Regions from separate parts of the Homo sapiens genome. Here region 2 is linked to region 1. A link is a contact called in ENCODE Hi-C data. All regions are on one chromosome and are shown on one strand. The core of a region is the stretch at or near the end of the contact, and the rest is flanking DNA. Distances in the headings are between cores, read along the strand shown.

What was found. Hi-C counts contacts between places; a loop is a spot of excess contacts on that map. Pooled maps may share reads with other maps.
Region 2: a loop to region 1 is called in a pooled map, with 4 times the contacts of the local background. The contact joins the enhancer-like site here to the promoter of DSE in region 1. A Hi-C loop is called at or near these places in 6 of 37 single-sample maps with no recorded cell type and 7 of 50 pooled maps.

The regions. Positions count from the first base shown.
Region 1 is chr6:116,369,697-116,373,689 of GRCh38, forward strand. It overlaps DSE (dermatan sulfate epimerase), which reads left to right and starts at 1,251. Exons shown (of 6, transcript NM_013352.4): 1 at 1,251-1,425. LOC100287467 (a long non-coding RNA gene) reads right to left here and starts at 2,023. Exons shown (of 1, transcript NR_148944.1): 1 at 1-2,023. RefSeq lists enhancers at 58-107, 1,622-2,122 and silencers at 1,038-1,567, 1,330-1,624.
Region 2 is chr6:116,007,221-116,010,874 of GRCh38, forward strand. All of the region lies in intron 1 of FRK (fyn related Src family tyrosine kinase), which reads right to left. Among named protein-coding and RNA genes, the nearest start is that of FRK, 52 kb to the right of the region's middle. RefSeq lists an enhancer at 1,584-1,863. Within about 2 kb of position 1,776, at least 5 of the 41 ENCODE cell types and tissues checked have a DNase peak (open chromatin) inside an H3K27ac peak, as active enhancers do.

The DNA.
Region 1 (3,993 bases), core at 1-2,500:
ACATTTAAAAAATTTAATAGTACCACTTCCTCTTGACCTGTTTGTAAGGAGTTCCTCTTAAATGCAATTTCTGAAAAAGAGAAGCATAAACTGAGACATCCACATTTTTTCCTTATTTGGCCAAATAGAAGTGAGAACCTCTGAGGATAGAGGAATTGGATGGAGGTGCCCTTCAGAACTCATGGAGAAAAGCACTGCTCCCAGTAAAATATCTCTCATTCTAATGAATGGGTAAGTATCCTACAAATCTTTCACTTCTGTACAATCTAGGTCTGGTAGGTTACTTGCACACACTGGGTGGAGGTGGAAGGGGCAAAGTATTCCTGAGGTGATGGCCCTGATCCTACCTCACATCTCCTTGGGGCCTGGTTGGACCTGGCTGAGCGTGTTTGAGCAGTGGCTGATTTTTGGAAAACAGGAGGACTCTTCTCCAGGAGGCTGTGACTACCAAGGTTGCAAATGCTCCACCTGAACTTGGGTGCATGAGGGATCTCTCTCTCTCACACACACACACCCCCCCACCGCGTAAGATAAATTTCTGTTTGTGAGCTGCCTACATTAAATGCTTTGCTCCTGACCTTCTGTGATTAAAATCTGTTCCGTTTGCAGGGTTCGGTGCGCTTGGATTTAGTGTATTTTGTTGGTACAGTAAAAAAGAGAACTGCTTCTCTATAGGTGACCCCCGCCCCAAAGTCCCCCCTCCCACTAACTTCTCTTTGAGAAGAGAGTAAAACCGAATTCGAGAGAAAAGAGGCAGTAACTATTCGGGAGGAGGCAGACTGGAGTGGGCACCAGTCCCGGTAGTAAGAGTCTTAACGTCTTCCTCGCTTTCCTCTCGCAGAGTAGTATGGAAGCATCAGCTCCTCCCCCTGGGCCTCCAAAAGTTACCTTTCCTTTGGGTGTGATTCTCGAACCCGAAGCGTTTGAGTCCTAAGAAACTAGAACAAGTTAGAGCCAAAGAGGCCTGGCGGGCGGGGGTGCGGGTGGAGTCCGGGCCGGGTGGCGTGGAAGGCCGAGCACAGCTGCGAGCGGCGAGTCCCGGGAGAGGAGGAGCGGGAGAAAGCGGGGCGGGCCTGCGGTCGGGGTTCGGCCGGGGGAGGGGGTCCCCGTTTCCCTCTCCTCATCCTCGTCTCCTCTGGCTCTGGTGACGTTGCGGTTTCCTCCCCCCTCCAGCGGAGCCTCAGCGCCCGCCGCGTCCCTCCCTCCGCCCCTTTCGCCCACACCTACCCGCCCCCGCCGGCCCGGCTCTCAGTAGCGTCGCCCGAGGCTGCAGCAGCGCATCCCGGGGCATGGCGCGGCGGGGGCGCGGAGGGCTCGGTTCGGAGGGGGCCGGGAGCCCGGGCGCCCTGGAGTGAGGAGGACCGGGAGCTGGCTCTGGAGGCTGCGGAGGCGACGCCGGAGAGAACGAAGCCTCGGCTGGGAGCGGTAAGTGGAGGGGCGCGCAAGGGACGAGCTGGGGCGCGCGGCGCAACTTTCTTCGGGAGTTTCGGGCGGGTAGCCTTCGGGGCTGTCCCGGCGCGGGCGGGAGACGGAGAGCCACGTCCCCGGCTGAGAGCGGAGCGCCGCGGGTTGCGCGCCCGGGCCCGGCTCGGCTGGACTCCGAGAGAGCGCCTGACGCGTGAAGCCTGAGCCACGGGCTTCCCCGGCGGCGGAGCAGCCTCGAGGGGCAGCTTTTCGATCCTCCCCACCCCCTTGAACGCCGAGCACCGAGCCGGGAACACGATGAGAACCTGGAGATCGCATTCCGTGCGTCGGATCTGGCCGGCCCAGCCGCGATTTCCTCGACGGTCCTTGGGGCCTCGGCTTCACTCTGCGGGGTTGGGTGGCACACCCTCGCGTCCTCCTTTCCCTCCGTACCCCAGCCATTTGGGGGCAGGGGAGGTGGCGGCGGCTTGTGTGCAGATCCTGGCGCTGGCAACCCTACTTTGCGGCTGCAGAAGCCGAGGAAGAGCTCCCCAAGCCTCTCCCAGACGCTGGATTCCAGCGCTCCTGGGCTCCGCCGGCACTCGGAGAAATTGTTAGTAAACCTCATCCCCGAGGCAGTCCCGGGGAGGGGAGGAGGCGGGGGCTTGACTCACAGACTGGGAAGCTCTGAAAGCGATGCCACATGGGCTCAAGATCTGTCGGGGCTGGAATCTGAGCTAAGTTTGTGACCTGAGAACTTTTTCGTTTATATCGCTCCTTTAAAGCAGCAGCCTCCTCTTAAGCCGGCTGGCATTCAGATGGAAACCGAAGCCTTTGGTTAAAATCAGGAGGTGAACCTCACTTACCTGAAATTCTTTAGGTCAGGCAATGACGCTTTTAGTTCTAGGAATCTTCGTGTAATAAAGTTCTTTTTAAAAATTTTTTCGTTGGTCATGGTTTAGAAAGTCATGGTTTAGCACTGTTAATTAAATGCATGAAAGATCTCACTTATACATATTTTTAGTATTTTTCACATTATAGAATTTAAACTTTAAGTAATTCCCTCAAGTTTTTAAAAAATTTCTCGGCCGGACGCAGTGGCTCACGCCTGTAATCCCAGTACTTTGGGAGGCCGAGGCAGGCGGATCACGAGGTCAGGAGATCGAGACCATCCTGGCTAACACGGTGAAACCCCGTCTCTACTAAAAATACAAAAAATTAGCCGGGCGTGGTGGCGGGCGCCTGTAGTCCCAGCTACTCGGGAGGCTGAGGCAGGAGAATGGCGTGAACCCAGGAGGCGGAGCTTGCAGTGAGCCGAGATTGCGCCACTGCTCTCCAGCCTGGGCGACAGGCTCAAAACAAAACAAAACAAAATTCTCAATGATAATCTCTATGTGAAATAGTGATAAACAATATTGTATAGAGTATTCTAACTATATTACTAAATGGGATCACAAAAAACCTAATGTGCATGGAAGAAAATAAAATATAGGATTATCTGAGTATTTGTTTCATGCAAATACTTAGATTTCTGTATTGTGACCTCTTCCTTTGACGGTCACGATACAGATATAAGTTCTTTTCTGAAGTATGTAGGTAAGGTCTGTTCTAGTAAAAATGGAGAAGATAACAGATTGAATTTGATGTCTCCATCACCTAGTGACCCGTCTGTGTGGGTTCAGCAAAAAGTGCAAGATAGTGCTGGTTACCTAGGTTACATACACAGGTATATGAGATCAGCCTTAGCTCTCTTGGAGCTGCTAATGTAGAACCTGAGAAACATCAATAAGCAGCACTTCCTAAGTTTGAGCTTGGGAAGAGTTATTTTTCATTGACTAGTATATGACGTCAGTATCCGTTTTTATGAAGTTTTAGTTAAATAAAAACACTGGCCTAAAAAGTACATTCTGACAGTTTAAAAAATACTGAAAGTACAGTCACCAAGTGAAGGGGAATTAAAAAAAAAAAAAAGGGCTGGGTGCGGTGGCTCACGCCTGTAATCCCAGCACTTTGGTAGGCCGAGGCAGGTGGATCACCAGGTCAAGAGTTCGAGACCAGCCTGGCCAATATGGTGAAACCCGGTCTCTACTAAAAATACAAAACAAAAAATAAATTAGCTGGGCGTGGTGTCGCGCGCCTGTAGTCCCAGCTACTTGGGAGGCTGCGGCAGAAGAATCTTTTGAACCCAGGAAGCGGAGGTTGCAGTGAGCCGAGATTGTGCCACTGCACTCCAGCCTGAGCGACAGAAGAAGACTCCATCTGAAAAGAAACTTTGACCAAGAGATACTTTGATAACAGTACAGGCAGTTGCCATGATGGGGTTATTAGGTTCCATTCTCAATACTGCTAGATTGAGGCTGTCCTTCCTGATCTTGGGGACCTGTTGAAAAAGCACTGGGTGAGACATCAACTAGGTTTGCTATGTGAGATCAGGACCATCTTAGTGACTAATGTTTGTGTGTACATCTGCTTTAGTATTTACGAAATTCGTTCAGAAACAAGCTAATACAGTTCCTTTCAATGAGATTTTATGGGCTGTCCGGTTCAATATCTCGCAGTGCTGCCCTGAGAGGACCTGGTGGTCATCCA
Region 2 (3,654 bases), core at 526-3,025, 360 kb before region 1:
TAGCTCACAGACTGAAAGGCATGAACACTCTCCAGTGAGTTATTGGGACAAACCCTTCAATGGACACTACTCACTCATGCTTGCTCTCCAGTCTTTTCAAATAATGTTTTATGAGCACTCTCACATGCTCTTAGTTTACAGATGAGGAAACTCAGGCCCAGGGAAGTTTATTAACTTGAGACCGCATGGAGAGGTGATGGTTGAGTCTGAAATTGAGCCAAACTTCTATTTCGCATGCCACAGTACCTTGAAGTGTAATGTGAAGAGGATGAGTTGGGAACACTCAGATAAAATATGAACCATTATTTTTGCACCAGGCAAAGGGAATTTAGGATAAAGAACACCATGTATTTTGGTCCTCATTTCTTATTTTAAACTAGTAAAATTTGAGCATTTTAACAGTGTCTTAGATAAGAAATAATATACCAAAGCGGTTTTTGTCCCATATAATTGGTTTCTACCTTCAGGTTGTAAAGCTGAATTAGTATATAAAGTATCATACTCCAAAGATCACTCAGAATGGCATTGTCCTATTAATACACTATAATGTTTCTAATCTTCAACCATCCAGGCAATTTAATGGTTTCAATAACTTTCTAGAGGTGACAGTAATGCATATATGTTCAGAAACAATACAGCATTTGAAAGTTGGGGCACATAAATTTTAATGCATGTATTTAGAAAATATATAATTTACTTCTAAGTATGTTTTTATTTGAAAAAAATGAAGGGATGATGGTGCAAAAATAAAAATAAAAGGTTTAAACAAAATATAAATATGTAAGCCTTTACAAGAATTACAATGTATCTAGCAGATTAAGTTCTCCAGAATTATTATTATGTCTCCTATATATCATTCTCAAAACTAAATACTCCATTACATAAGTTTTATGTACATATGTTACATTTGTATTTTGGCTAATCAAGTCTATAAATGATGTGTTTCCTCTGTCCAATATATATATAAGCAGGCAGTTTTTATAAATCAAATGGTTAAAGATAAAGCAATTTTACTACATTTGTAGAAAAACCCTATAGCAAATTTTTTTAATCCTCCTTTGTTTCAACAATTTTGGACTTTTGTATAATAGATTGGTACAATTACTTTACAAAGCAAATCACACTAGAATTGAATCCATAGTAACAATGAAATAAATATAATATTTGACTGAATGCATCAATTCACTTAATTCCTAGAATTTTACTTAGCTGAGCTCTGATCAGGAAGTGAAGAATATAAGTTTAAAAATGTTTTCTGCATGTAGTGGCATTTATAACATCGTCCTTCATACTCAAAGGTGATGCAATTGCTGTGGACTGCAGTCTCTAGGGCAAGTGCTGCTGTGGAGACTGATGGATAAACAATAGCTTGTTCTACCCTTTGCATGTGTGAAAACTGTTTCTTAATTTGAGGTTTGAACCATTGGCAGGACTGTCATTCTGATCAAGTCTGCCTTTTAGAGCCTCTGCTGGCCCCATTCTGGAAGGGCACACACCCCAGGCCCGGATGTCCACCACAGCCATTTTCAGCTCTCTCTTTAAGCTACAGTTCTTACGTGCAGTAGACAGAGAGTGCTGAGAAGGGATCAAGATATCCTAGGAGTATAAAGCATCACAAGAGAGTCATACGGATCAGTGATCCTCCAAGTGTGGTCCCTAGATCAGGAGCATCGCATCACATGAAAACTTGTGTTAAAAGAAAAACCTTAGACAAATCAAATGTAACAGAGTTTAATTGAGCAAAGAATGATTCACAAATTAGGCAGCCTCCCAAGCCAGAGTATGCTCAGAGAGTCCAGTGCAGCCACTTGGTGGAAGATTTATGGACAGCAAAAGGAAAGTGACTAACAAAAAAAAACAGAAGTGAGAGACAGAAACAGCCGGACTGGTTACAGCTTGATGTTTGCCTTATTTTGAACAAGGTTTGAAGAGTTGGCCCCCTTTGATTGGCCAAACTCAGTGATTGGCACAAGAGTAGGTTACTGTCTGTTCATACATCCAGTAAGGTTATAGTTTACTATGCACGGAGAAACCTTTAAGCTGAACTTAAAATATGCAAGGAGACAGCTTTAGGCTAATACTTGTTAGAAATGGAAATTCTTGGGTTTCACTTCATACCTACCAAATCATAAACTCTGGGGGTGGGCCCAACAATCTGGGGTTTATTAAGTCCCCCAGCTGAATCTAATGTACATTAAATTTGAGAACTACTGATGTATAAAAATAGTAAACCAATTAGAAATTTGTACAAGGCAGCTGAGAATGTTTGAGTTTGGCACTTACATGCAAAAAAGTATCCAGTAAAATAATACCACAACTACTCACACACACACAGTTTATTGATATTTTAAAAAATAATCTTTATTGACATACCATGCCATGAAAGATATCTTTATTAACAATAACCAAGAAGAAGATTAAACTCATGATATGAAAAGAAATGCTGGAAGAAACAAATGCTTCAATTTGATAAAAACAAACAAAAAATATAATTTCTGTTTTAGATGAAAATAGTATGTAATTTAAGTCTATAATTATGTAAATTATCAAGTGTCTACCGTATGTAAATTCTGTAACATTAACACAGAAAGATTGTGTTATTTTCTGTGTCTGCAGGACATTGTTGTATAAAATGTGTCTGCAGGACATTGTTGTATAAAAAAGGGTAAATTACAAATATTAGGAGTGTTATAGGTTTATTTATATTTTAAAAAATCAACAAACTGGCCGGGCATGGTGGCTCACTCCTGTAATCCCAGCACTTTGGGAGGCCGAGGTGGGTGGATCACAAGGTCAGGAGATCAAGACCATCCTGGCTAACACGGTGAAACCCCATCTCTACTAAAAATACAAAAATAGCCAGGCGTGGTGGGCACCTGTAGTCCCAGCTACTCGGGAGGCTGAGGCAGGAGAATCGCTTGAACCAAGGAGGCGGAGGTTGCAGTGAGCCGAGATCATGCCATCGCCTGGGCAACAGAGTGAGATTCTGTCTCGAAAAAAAAAAAAATTCACAAACTAAAAATTATATGTGCTTACTTTCCTGGAGATTAGTGAGAGAATATGAAAGTAATGACAGAGGAGTTTCACTTTTTACTCTGCATTCTTCTCTATAATTTGGATGTTTATAATAACATGTAGTTGTAGATTACTTTAAAATGTATTTAAATATAAAAAATTAAAAGAGGTCAATCAGGAACATGCTACAAAAATTTACATGTTGTAAAGGTCTGGACTAGAAACTTTGGCACTTAGAATTGATAGATACAGGAAAAAATCCCAAAGGAATATAAAACAAGTGATTATGAATGAGCAGCGAAACAGATGGAAGAGACGATGTGACACCAGGATTTCAAATCTGAATGACTAAAGGACAATATGTCCTGCAACATGTCAGAAGGCAGAGTATAATAACAGTTAAGAGTGACAGCATCTCATTAGGAAGTTATTTAACCTCTCTATGCCTCAATCTCCTCATTTGTAAGTGAGAATAATAATAATTTCCTTATAGCCTTGTTTCAAGATTAAGAAGAATGCTGCATGTAAAGTGCTTTATGTCTCGACACATTCATGCTCAATAAATAGTAGAGATTTTAAGATAATTAATTGAAGGCAGATATTATCAATTTTGTTTTAGGCATGTTGGATTTGAGGTCA